Regions from separate parts of the Homo sapiens genome. Here all the other regions are linked to region 1. A link is a contact called in ENCODE Hi-C or POLR2A ChIA-PET data. All regions are on one chromosome and are shown on one strand. The core of a region is the stretch at or near the end of the contact, and the rest is flanking DNA. Distances in the headings are between cores, read along the strand shown. Region 1 overlaps XYLT1 (xylosyltransferase 1). Region 2 has its middle 59 kb from the start of XYLT1. Region 3 has its middle 400 kb from the start of XYLT1.

Region 1 (4,057 bases), core at 1,040-3,539:
ACACATGCATTGCTCACATATGTATTTTGTTCCTGTATCTTGTGTGTCTGCCACATCATTTGCTCTTAACAAATACAAATTAATAAATCATATGTACACAGTGTTTATAAGATAAGCCTCAGTTCCAGAAATGTCAAAATGATGGGAAAAAAAATCTTCATCTGAAAAATCAGGAGAATGTGGTCAAATGCCTGGATTGTCTAGATTGAGGTCCCATTGATCAACTAATCATACCTGTTTCTAGAATCAGAGTGAAAAGGCTGAATGTGTTTTAAAGACAGACATGTGGCGTGAAATGATTCCTCCTCTTACTCCCAGCCATTGTAATATCATTAGTAATGAAAATGTAAAAGGATTGTAGGTGTCTGTGTTCTGGGCTTATTTCTTAGAGCTTTTCCTAGAACCCTCACAATGGCCCTCTTATGCCAGTTTTATGGCAGAGAAAACTGGGGACTCACGGGGGCATCAACATGTCTCTTTGTTTATTGGAAACATTTTTATATGCTCACAAATAATATGCAACAGCAACAGTAATAGCAGCTAAAGCAGAAGTGTGCAAACTGTCTGTAGAGGACCAGATAGATTAGTAAATATCTGAGCCTTTGCTGGCCACATGGGCTCTGTCACCGCTAAGCAGTTCTGCCAGCGTGGCTGTACAGTAGCTGTAGATAATATGCAAATGAACGGGAGTGGTTGTGTACCAATAAAACTTTGGTTCGCAAAAGAGGATTGCAGGCCAGATTTGGTCTTAAAGCTGTAGTTTGCCAACCCCTGAACTAAATATGATTTCCATGAGGGCAGGAACCACGTCATTATTTTTTACATCATTGTATCTCATGCAGGGAGCCCAATTCTTTGCACATGGTAGTTCTTGAATGAATGAATGAGTAAACCAAGGAATCAGTGAGTGGTCTGTCTTTCAAGATCCATCACGACTGAAGCTCCAGTCCTCCCCTTTCCTTTCCCATGTACTCCCCTTCCCTACCCATACTGCCAACCCTACCCCAGCTTATCCCCTTGCATTAAGCTCACGGTCACATGTGTGCTCACTTGCTAGCTCTCTCTCGCTTTCTCTTTTCTCTCCCCCTCACCCATTCTAGACCCAAGGTCAACCCCTTCCTTCCCTAGTCTTCCTCAAAAGCCTTGGGGGATTGAGTAACCCGTTATTGTGCCAGTGGTGGCTTTTTTCTGGAACCTTTTGAAGTTCTGTGGTTTGTTGATTCATCTCTTTACACCCATCCCTCTTTCAGGAAGGGTTTATGGCAGTCTGCATGGGTGTACTAAACAAAATAAGACTGCAAAAATTAAAACTGAGACAAAGAAAGGAAACACAACCATAGGACCATCATACCTTGGAGCTGGAATAGGTATTAACACCTACACCATGGTGGGGAACTGGAGATTTGACAAAGAGCTTTCTGGCTGCCATCAAGGAAAACAAATCTGTCCCTTCCACTGCCCTGTATCCAAATAATTGACACAGGCCATTGCTCATGGCAGGTGGATCTGTTCTCAGTGCTCAGTTCAGATGGAAATTTCTCCAGAGGGCCTCACAAGAGGAGGAAGAGGAAGGACCAGCAGGCTTTGCAGCTTGCTAACAGCAGACAGGATGAGGTATTCATGGCTGTCTGCTACGACGGTGTCCCCTGGTCTAGACTCGACATCTTATGCTGATACTCAGCAGAGTAAGGACACATCCTGGTACCTGGGCCTGGGTTGACCTCGACATGTATTTTTTTATTATTATTATTATTAGTAGTAGTAGTAGTAGTAGTATTTTGAGATCGAGTCTTGCTCTGTCACCCAGGCTGGAGTGCAGTGGCACAATCTTGGCTCACTGCAACATCCACCTGGTGGGTTCAAGCAATTCTCCCATCTTAGCCTCCTGAGTAGCTAGGGTGTATGCCACCACGCCTGGCTAATTTTTGCATTTTTAGTAGAGATGGGGTTTCACCATGTTGGCCAGATTGGTCTTGAACTTCTGACCTCAAATGATCCGCCCACCTTGGCCTCCCAAAGTGCTGAGATTACAGGCATGAGCCACTGTGCCGAGCCCTGACATGTATTTTAGGGAAGCTACCAGAACAAACAGACCATGTGGTCTCCAAGCACCACTGGAGCATAAAGAGGAAGCTCTTAGTCTGAGAGAGAGACCAGGTGAAAATTCCAGCTCAGATGCTGACCTCTGGCCTAGTCTTTCCACTTTTGTAAACCTCCGAGTCTTCATCTAAGAAGTGAGAGTTGATATTAGCATTCGCCACCTGTTGTTGCGGTGGAGTCTGATGAAACGCCTTCGCACTGTGGCCTTTGCATCTATTATTGTATTTAAACTTGGCAGCGACATTGCAAGGTAAATGTCACCCCATCTGCTTCACGCTGTTCTGAGTACTTTAGCTCAGTATTACTCAAGCATTACTTTCTTTCATTATCACCCTCCCAAGAAGAAAAATTTAATTTAATATAAATTCTCCCTTGTGAGAGAAATTAAATACTGTGGGAAAAGATTTTATCAGATAGGGTTGAGCTTTGGGGGACGGCTGACCATTGCAATATCTAAGACTATTATTATTATTTTGAGACAGAGTTGTGTTGTGTTGCCCAGGCTGGAGTACAGTGGTGCAATCTTGGCTCAGTGCAACCACTGCCTCCTGAGTTCAAGGGATTTTCGTGCCTCAGCTTCCTGAGTAGCTGGGATTATAGGCGCCCGCCACCATGCCTGGCTAATTTTATATTTGTAGTAGAGACAGAGTTTCACCATGTTGGCCAGGCTGGTCTCAAACTCCCAACCTCAACTAATCCACCCGCCTCAGCCTCCCGAAGTGCTGGGATTATAAGTATGAGCCACTGTGCCCAGCCTAAGATTTTTTTTTTCTCACACACATATACTCCCCCAAATTTTGCTTGCTTGGTGGGGGTGACAGTCATCCCTATTGAGAATATGTGCTTTAGATATACAAACTAACTCCTATTAAAGCTCTAGTTGAGAGAGAAAGGAACGGAGGCCCAGAGAGGTAAAGTAACATACCCAGAGTTGCACAGCTAATGAGAAAGGATCTGAATTGTCTTATGGATTGCTCTAGACGGTGCTTAAAGCACAGTCTAACTTATAGCAGCAAACTGTACGTGTTATTTTGTGTCTTGCTTTTGTCGCTTACCTATCTAGCTCATCGATTGTTCTGGTTCAGTATATATATCATGGCCCCCATTCTTTTTAATAGCTGCATTAGGCTGGGCGCGGTGGTTCACATCTGTAACTCCAGCACTTTGGGAGGCTAAGGTGGGCAGTCATCTGAGCCCAGGAGTTCCAGACCAGCGTGGCCAAGGTGGTGATGAAACCCCGTCACTACTAAAAACATGAAAATTAGCCAGGTATGGTGGCAGGTGCCTGTAACCCCAGCCACTCGGGAGGCTAAGGCAGGAGAATCACTTGAACCCAGGAGGCAGCAGTTTCAGTGAGCCGAGATCGTGCCGCTGCACTCCAGACTGGGTAACAGAACAAGACTCCATCTCAAAAAAAAAAAAAAAAAAAAAAGAAAGAATGAAAGAAAGAAATAGCTGCATTATTTTGCATTTGCATTCACATAGCATGGTTTATTTAACCATACCACAACTGCTGAGGCTGAAGTGGTTTCTAGTCTTTGGCAATTAAAAACTCGCCATAGCAATCCTCCCTACACGCATATCATTTTGCTTAAATGCAAGTTAAATGTGAAGGTTACATGCCTAGAAATGAAGTCTGTGCACACTTCTTAAAAGATAGCATTTTGTCAGAGGCACAAAAATATCTCCACAAAGCTAAGATTCTTACGGAGCCATCCAAGGTCAGTTTTCACCATGTTCTTAACAGCTAAGCCACTCTTTTGACCCCCAAATTCCTCCCGACCTGGTTATTGATTTAGCTGTGGGCTCCCCACCCCCGCCACCTTTTATGCCTTTGGTCACCAGATTATCCTCTTGTCATCTGGTATTTCCCTACCAGGCTTCCCACAGTTTATTTTTGAACTTCAGTTCTCATCTCATTAACAGAAAGCCTAGGCGGCCAGATTCCATTCCTGCT
Region 2 (3,844 bases), core at 227-2,726, 230 kb before region 1:
TTGCACATGCATGTTTATAGCAGCACAGTTCACAATTGCAAAAATATAAAACCAGCCTAAATGCCCATCAACCAACAAGTGGATAAAGAAAATGTGGTATATATAGATACTGTGGAATACTACTCAGCCATAAAGAGGGACAAAATAATGGCACTCACGACAATCTGGATGGAGTTAGAGACCATTATTTTAAATGAAGTAACTCGCGAATGGAAAACCAAATATTGTATGTTCTTACTCATAAGTGGGAGCTAAGCTATGAGGATGCAAAAGCATAGAAATGATACAGTAGACTTTGGGGACTTGGGGGTACATGGGGAGGGGGGTGAGGGATAAAAGACTACACACTGGTTACAGTTACACTACTCAGGTGCACAAAAATCTCAGAAATCACTACTTAAGAACTTTTCTTTCTCTTTCTCTCTCTCTTTTTTTTTTTTTTGGAGACAGAGTCTTGCTCTGTCACCCAGGCTAGGGTGCACTGGCCCAATTTCAGCTTACTGCAACCTCTGCCTCCTGGGTTTCAAGTGATTCTAGTGCCTCAGCCTCCTGAGTAGCTGCGATTACAGGTGCATGCAACCACGCCTGGATATTTTTTTTTTTTTTTTGTATTTTTAGTAGAGATAGGGTTTCACCATGTTGGCCAGGCTGGTCTTGAACTCTTCCCCTCAAGTGATCTGCCCACCTCAGCCTCCCGAAGTGCTGAGATTACAGGCGTGAGCCACCACACCCAGCCCACCACTAAAGAACTTTTCCATGCAACCAAACACTACACGTTTCCCCAAAACTATTGAAATAAAAGTAAATATTTTAAAAAATAAATAAAAATGAGATTTTTTAAAAAGTGAAACAGAAAGAGTCTTAATACCATCAGAAGAGAAGACATAGAGAAGAGAAGGAAGCCTGACCATGCAGGTAGCAATGAGAGTGATGCAGCCAGAATTCAAGGAATGCCAGCAGCCACCAGCAGATGAAGAAGCAAAGAAGGAATTCTCCCCTAGAGCCTCCAGAGGGAAAGCCACCATTGAGGGAAATGCCAGCTTCCATGGTGAAGGCTGGAGCAAGCAAGCTGATTGGTGGAAATGAGGTCACGTGCTTTTACCCTAGCTGCAAGGGAAGCTGGGAAAACTGGTATCAGCTTCTGCAGAGAAAGGTGGGAACAGAGACCAGGAGGATTCCCTCAGCATAGGTAGGTTCTGGGCAGTCAAAAATGAGGAGAGATGTTCTCTAGAGGTGGCTAGCAGAGCACATCTTCATTCTGCACTCTGACTCCTCCTATTAGTTGGAAATAACAGGGAATCCCCTGCTTCTCCAAGTCTAAGCAGCTCTGCAGCCACCTTGCTGGGTGAGCCAGGTCTCAGGTGTCTTGCTCCTGTGTTTCATGAACTATCGGTTTTGCTTGCCCAATTCCATTACCGTAGCAGCTGGGTTTTAGTTTTGGTTTTGTTTTTTTCTGAGTTAACTATTCTTTCGTTGTCAGGGCTTGCATCCTGTTGAAGGCTGCTCAGCAACGCAGGCTGTGTTACATGATGTGGCCTCACCACTCTCCCCAGTATCTCTCCACTGCTCCCTGGGCTTCAGCCGCACTCATTTCTCCCACTGCTTCTGGAATATTCCAGGTACCCTGCTCATCAGGGCTGTCGCTCACTTGCTCCCTTCTGCCTGGAATACACCTCCCTTCCACCTGCTATGACTTACTGCCTCATTTGATTCAGCTCTTTGCCCAAATGTCACCTCTTCCAAATGACTTTTCCCAGCTGCTTGATCTAAAACAGTAGCCCCTTCTCATCACTCTTCATCTTTTACCTGCTTTACTATAAAAGCATTTATCACTAGCTAGTATGAATTATGCATTTATTCGCTTATTTTTTTATTGGGCACTTTCCCCCCGCTAGAACACAAGTTCCATGAAAAGAGAAATCTTTATATTTTGCTTGCTACTGTATCCCTCGTGTCTAGAATAATTCTTGAAATGCAGGAGTTGTTCCGCATGTACTAGCGGAATGCATAAATTATATTGTCACTAATAGTTTAAATATTTCCCCTTTTTAACTAGGATTTAGTCATTTCTAGAAAATGATTCTTTCCATCATTCTGCCTGTCTTCCAGAGCCTAGCAGAGTGTCAAACTCATAATGGGCCACAGGGAATATTTATGGGAGGGATGAGTGAATGGGTGAGCACATTTAGACTCTCGTTAAAACCAAACACTTGGCAATAAAATGCAAGATTCTCAAGTTGCGATTTCTTCTAATGGTATTTCCCAACTTTAAGCTGGCATCCAATACAATCATTTCTGTCTTTCTAGAGCTGTACTCACACATATAGACAGCTTATATGGTTTTGTACGCATGGAATCTTATGCTAGTAAGGAGTGATAAACATTTGTCTACTTTGTATGTTTATTCATTAGCACAATCTCTTCCCCCTCCACCAGACAAGAACTGATGTTGAACACCATTCTGTGGAACAGATAAACAGGGATGGTTTTGGCTGGGGGCCCCGGTCATTGTCCACATCACCTACCCTTGTGTCATCACAACTCTAAGCTCTGGGTCTCTCTGGCAGCTTTGGAAACACCTGTATTGAGAAGAACAAGGAGTGTGTTTGTCTCTTTCAGATTCCACACAAATACCCCTTATTCCCTTTCTCTTCTTTTGTTGGCAATGAAGATTCTAGGGGTGTGTCCAGGCTCAGACAGCCTCACGGGAGGTTGCAAGCCTGGGTAGGGGAATGTGAGCAGAACAACCAAGACAGCCTAGATGGAGATTTCTGTCCTCATGGTTTAATTCCCTGTATTTCCTTTTGGCTCAATCTTGGGCCATTAAAGGAAGAGGCTTCATTATATATATGTGCGTGTGTGTGTCTGTGTGTGTGTATGTTTATTTTTATATGTATATATATAATTTATATATATAATCTGCTATGTACTATGTACTATATTACACATTGTATATACTGTGCCGTGTACTATTAGGTTGGCACAAAAGTAATTGCAGTTTTGCCACTTTTATGAGAAAAAAATGCAATTACTTTCACACCAACCTAGTATATTAGAGCATTATGTGGATCTCCACACATTGGATGGTAGGGATGAGTATCATACCTATTTTACAGATGGAGGAATGAAAGTTTCGAGAGATGATCGTATTTACCTAGGACCGCAAAGAGACAGAGACCTTGAAACTAGATTTGACTGTCAACCTCTACCTACAGAGGAAAGGAGGAGTGATCACTTCTTTCACAATCCATTGGTGTTTTTCACCAATTGCTTTTGAGAGTTCAAGATCCACGACCGGCAGCAGAACTCTCAGCCTCATTGGGCGCCCAGGGGCACTCTGGCAGGTCCCTGGGAAATGGTGCCCCAGCCTCTTGATTTATTGAGATTGCAGCTTGGCTGATGGCTGGCCAGCATGAAGTGCGTGCTGATGAGGAGGTGCCGTGGGCCATGTGGGCCTTGGAGGCTGCTCTGCCTGGGAAGCGGATTTTTTTTTTTCTGTCTCATGATGGATGGTGCTGGGACCTAGCCAGACAGTGTCAATCAATCCACAATTCCTGGGGACCTGCTCTGAGTCAGGCACTGTGCTAGGTGCTGGGGATACCCCAGGTTGTATGACAGCCAAGCCTTGCCAGGTCAGCAAATCGAAGGCTAGTTTTAAGCCCCAACTGCCCCTTTGCTAGATCCCTTCACACAGTGCATATAAGGGCAGCCTTGGTCCCTATTCTCATGGAGCTCCATCAAAAGGTGGAAAAATACACAAGCCTACTGAATATGTCATTTTATAAGTATGATAAGGAGGGCATGGGACTGTATAGATAAAGGAAACTGAGCCAGGTTGGGCAGC
Region 3 (4,228 bases), core at 1,346-3,845, 230 kb after region 1:
ACTGATAACTATGTGCACCACTCCCCGTTTTAAAAAATGTGGAAACTGGGGTCAAATTAAGTAATAAGCCCCAGCTCACCGAGCTCATGGGCAGTGCTGCTATTAGGATAGAAACCTAAGAATTTAGAACACCTGGACTCTGATTTGGACTCAGTCATTAGCTATGTGATCACAGTGAGATCCTTCTCTCAGTGTTTGCATTTTTGACTGCCAAAATAGAATTCGTAACACCTCCCTTCTAGAGTCATCATGATGATCCTGACGCTCACTAAAGAGTCTGGTAATTTAGAATTCAACGAAATTGTCTCCAACTCCCAACCAGAATATGACTGGAGCCCCACATCTCTCCGAGGTTCCCTAGAGGGACAGGAAGAGGGGACCTGTGTCTTTCCTCATCACATGTGGCTCCAACTTCCTGGTTTCACTAACACTGTTGGAATGGGGGCTGGGGACTGGAAGAGATTTACTGGAAACTTTAATCAAGGCCTGTTGCCCAAGGAGTAGCCAAAGAAGAGGGTGTACGTGTAGTTTATTTCCTGTAACTTTCTTTTCCTACAACTCAACTGTAGTTTGGGGCAAGGTTTTCAATGGGATAGGTTGAGAGTTAACCCTATGACCTAGAGTTGTTGGTGGCAAGTTCTGAAAGTCTTGGTGTTTAACAAGTTCCTCAGGTGATTTTGATGCACAGACATCTTCTGTGAAATATTCAGAATGGTTTTGGCATGTGTTAGAATTTCTTGCGGGCTTCTCAATGTCTAGCACAGGGCTTTAGGGTTCCCAGTAAGTTATTTTGAGATGGGATGTTTTGTTCACTGATGTAGCCCCAGTGCAGTGCCTGGGACATAGTATGTGCTCAATAATAATTATTATTTTGCTTCAATCGAATGACTGTCCTCTTTGAAGAACTTTATAAAGAGATCACTCATTATTTAAACACAGACAAAGGTAAAGAGAAGCTTGGTTCACAGAGATCATGAAGTTGATGATGATGATGATAGACAGTTACTGAACTAGAATGATTCTGGGGCCCCAATTCTTTACCTCTCTTTGTGTTCACACCCTTACTATAAAAATTTGCAATTACTTCAACAAAAGGGAGGGTATGCTTTCCCAATTCTTGACTTTGGGCTCAACTTCGTGACTTGCTTTGGCCAATGGGATATTAGCAGATATGACATGGGATAGATTTGAAATGCACTTATGTGGTTGGGCATACCCTCTAGTGACTAACATCATCACCGTGAGAAGCACTTTCCCTTCAGCCTGAGTCCCAGAATAATCACAGAGTCATCCTATCCTGCAGCAAAGTAGATGCTTATTCACTGCATGCCACTAAGATTGTGTGGGTGTTTGTTATGCAGCACTGACCAACTCATGATGGTGATGGCAGTGACTTTAATAAATATATCCACCTCCATTTTTACAGAGTAAGTTTTAGTAACACAGAGGAGACACAAACTACAAGGGTCCTGGGTTGTGAGGTCTGACTTGGCTTAAATCCAGGCTCTACAACTTACTGTGAGATTAGGACTCGTCATCCCAATGTCCTCATCTCTAAAATAAGAATAGTGTTTATCTTACAATGTAGTGATGAAGAATACATGAGACGATGCCTATTGGGTGCCTGATGCAGAGTAAGCACTCAACAAAACCAGAAGGCAGGGAGGGAGGGAGGGAAAAAAGGAAGGAGGGAGGGAAGGGGGGGAAAAGCAAAGGGGGAGGGAGGTAAAAAAGGAAGAAGGGAGGGAGGAAGAAAGGGAGGGCCAACAAGAGAAAAGGGGAGGGGAGGGGAGTGGAGGGGAGGGGAAGAGAGGGGAGGAAAGGGGAGGGGAAGGGAGGGGAGGAAAGGGGAGGGGAAGGGAGGGGAGGGGAAGGGGAGGGGATGGGAGGAAAGGGGAGGGGAGGGGATGGGAGGAGAGGGGATGGGAGGAGAGGGGAGGGGAGGTGATGGGAGGAGAGGGGAGGGGAGGGGAGGGGACGGGAGGGGAGGAGCGGGGAGGGGAGGAGCGGGGAGGAGAGGGGAGGGGAGGAACGTGGAGGGGAGGAGCGGGGAGGAGCGTGGAGGGGAGGAGCGGGGAGAGGAGAGGAGAGGAGAGGAGAGGGGAGAGGAGAGGGGAGAGGAGAGGAGAGAGGAGAGGGGAGGGGAGGGAAGGGCAGAGGAGGGGAAAGAGGGGAGAAAAGAAAACATTTTTATGCAAACAGAAAGTTCACCTGCAATTGAGGGCAAAAGTTCACAGCTCACACTTCACCTCCTCTCAGCTCTGTTCACCCAGCCTAGACTCTAAGAAGAATGCCATGCCTTTCTCCCTGCGCCTCCCGAGGCACCCAGCATTTCCAGGAGTCCCACGCCAGGTGTTTCATGCTTTCACAAGGCTCTCTTCCTTTAAAACCTGTTGCCACAGGAATAGAGCTTCCGTACTCACAGTACTGGCAAAAGACCGGCAGAAAGAATAAAGAGGGGAGAAATCCACCCTCCTGTATTCTCGCTGGGAAATTACCCTTAGCCTTTGATATATTAAAATTGAAGAGCTGTAAATGCCGGTTGCCATGGCGACGTTTTGCATGCCATCCTGCGATTGGTGGCGTAAGTTCACTTTCCTTGGGGTGTTGCAGCCTAATTAGCTGTTATTTTTGTCAGTGTGGAGGAACAGCCCACACTTGCGGTTTTTGGCGGTGATTGCAGCCCCTGCAGACTCAGTTAATTTTCACAGACTACAAAGAGAGAAATGACTGGGCCCCAGTCAAATTTATAGTCTCGGAAAAGTTGCCAATGTTTAACTAAGAGTCAGAGAAAATGTTAGAGTACTCCTCAACTACTCTGGCAATTTCGGGGTCTCTAGCAATCGCAAAACTTATTGGGGTTGGATTGGGGATAAAATAAGCAGTAGGGCCCGGCACAGTGGCTCACGCCTGTAATCCCAGCATTTTGGGAGGCTGAGGTGGGCGGATCACAAGGTCAGGAGTTCGAGATCAGCCTGACCAACATGATGAAACCCTGTCTCTACTAAAAATACAAAGATTAGCCAGGCATGGTGGTGAGCGCCTGTAGTCCCAGCTATTCAGGAGGCTGAGGCAAGAGAATCACTTGAACCCGGGAGGCGGAGGCTGCAGTGAGCTGAGATCACACCACTGCGCTCCAGCCTGGGCAATAGAATGAGACTCTGTACCAAAACAAATAAATAAAATAAAATAAGCAGTAGTTAACCCAACCCCAGACTCAGTCCTTTGTTCCTGGTTCCAGCTACCTCTGCCTCTCCCGCCAGACATGCGAGCACTTGTGAGTCTGTCCTCGCTGGAATGTTTAGCGTTGCACCGCCATCTCCTAGATGTGGGTACTACACACTAACAGTATTCAAGCAAGGCTAGCAGGGACATGTGAACGCCATTTATTTGATCCACTTCTCTATCTCCACACCCAAAGATGACATAATTATGCCAGCCCACTTGGTAGATCCAGCCAATTCCCTAAAGACCTCCAGGAAAGGAATTCCATGTTGCCACAAGCCTGAAAACCAGAAAGCTGTCTTGCTGCAATTCAAACCAATTTGTTTGCAATTTTGATTATTAAATGGTCTGAAGTTAACTTTGTATTATAATATGAATTGTTCAACTCAAATTCTTTCTCAATTTTTTTTTAAACTATCTACCATGTGTTTTTGAGAACTGAAGGATTCCTTCTCTCTAGGAAAGAGAGAAGCAGATTTTGCTTTGCTAATAATTTGGGTTTCATTTTTATGACTAAGCTAAGCCCTTCCTGAGGGACTGGTAGTGGGGAGAAATTGACGTGTGTGTGTGCGTGTGTGTGTGTTGAGGGCTCAAGAACATAAAGGATATGGAAGAAACTTGAGGTTAATTTAAAAAGAGGGGAAAAGTAGAAAAAACACTGGATAAAGGCCCTAGATGCCTTGAACCTAATCCCAAAAAGCTGTCTTCAGAGGTATAATGGGCACTGTAAAATCCCTCTTTATCACTCTGCTTCTCTGTGTACCCTTCTTTTGTTTGAAGCGTTTACCCACGTTGTGGCAGAAGCTTAAAACTTTCTTTCCTAGAAGCTTTTGCAGAGAGGGCAGAGGCGTGTGGCCTAGGGTCCACCATTCAGTCATATCTGTGTGAGACTTTTCCTCTAGTTCCCACACAGAATCTATCCCAGAGAGAGGAGCAGTAGGAATGTCCAGCTTCCAGAGATAACAAAGGCAGAGATCCCTGCAATAGCATCCCATACCCAGTG

What was found. A loop is a pair of places that touch in the nucleus more often than their neighbours do. ChIA-PET counts read pairs that join two places held with the same protein, here RNA polymerase II (POLR2A). Pooled maps may share reads with other maps.
Region 2: a loop to region 1 is called in a map of GM12878, with 2.4 times the contacts of the local background. The contact joins two enhancer-like sites. A Hi-C loop is called at or near these places in 1 of 168 maps with a recorded cell type or tissue (GM12878), 11 of 37 single-sample maps with no recorded cell type and 5 of 50 pooled maps.
Region 3: a loop to region 1 is called in a map of kidney, with 4 times the contacts of the local background. The contact joins two enhancer-like sites. A Hi-C loop is called at or near these places in 1 of 168 maps with a recorded cell type or tissue (kidney), 28 of 37 single-sample maps with no recorded cell type and 9 of 50 pooled maps. POLR2A ChIA-PET finds 5 or more read pairs at or near these places in 1 of 52 experiments (activated B cell).

The regions. Positions count from the first base shown.
Region 1 is chr16:17,299,928-17,303,984 of GRCh38, reverse strand. The region is part of intron 2 of XYLT1 (xylosyltransferase 1); the gene reads left to right. Among named protein-coding and RNA genes, the nearest start is that of XYLT1, 170 kb to the left of the region's middle. RefSeq lists a silencer at 502-571. Within about 2 kb of position 2,289, at least 9 of the 41 ENCODE cell types and tissues checked have a DNase peak (open chromatin) inside an H3K27ac peak, as active enhancers do.
Region 2 is chr16:17,527,768-17,531,611 of GRCh38, reverse strand. No RefSeq gene overlaps it. Among named protein-coding and RNA genes, the nearest start is that of XYLT1, 59 kb to the right of the region's middle. RefSeq lists an enhancer at 1,186-1,305. Within about 2 kb of position 1,476, at least 4 of the 41 ENCODE cell types and tissues checked have a DNase peak (open chromatin) inside an H3K27ac peak, as active enhancers do.
Region 3 is chr16:17,069,403-17,073,630 of GRCh38, reverse strand. No RefSeq gene overlaps it. Among named protein-coding and RNA genes, the nearest start is that of XYLT1, 400 kb to the left of the region's middle. RefSeq lists an enhancer at 2,226-2,545. Within about 2 kb of position 2,595, at least 10 of the 41 ENCODE cell types and tissues checked have a DNase peak (open chromatin) inside an H3K27ac peak, as active enhancers do.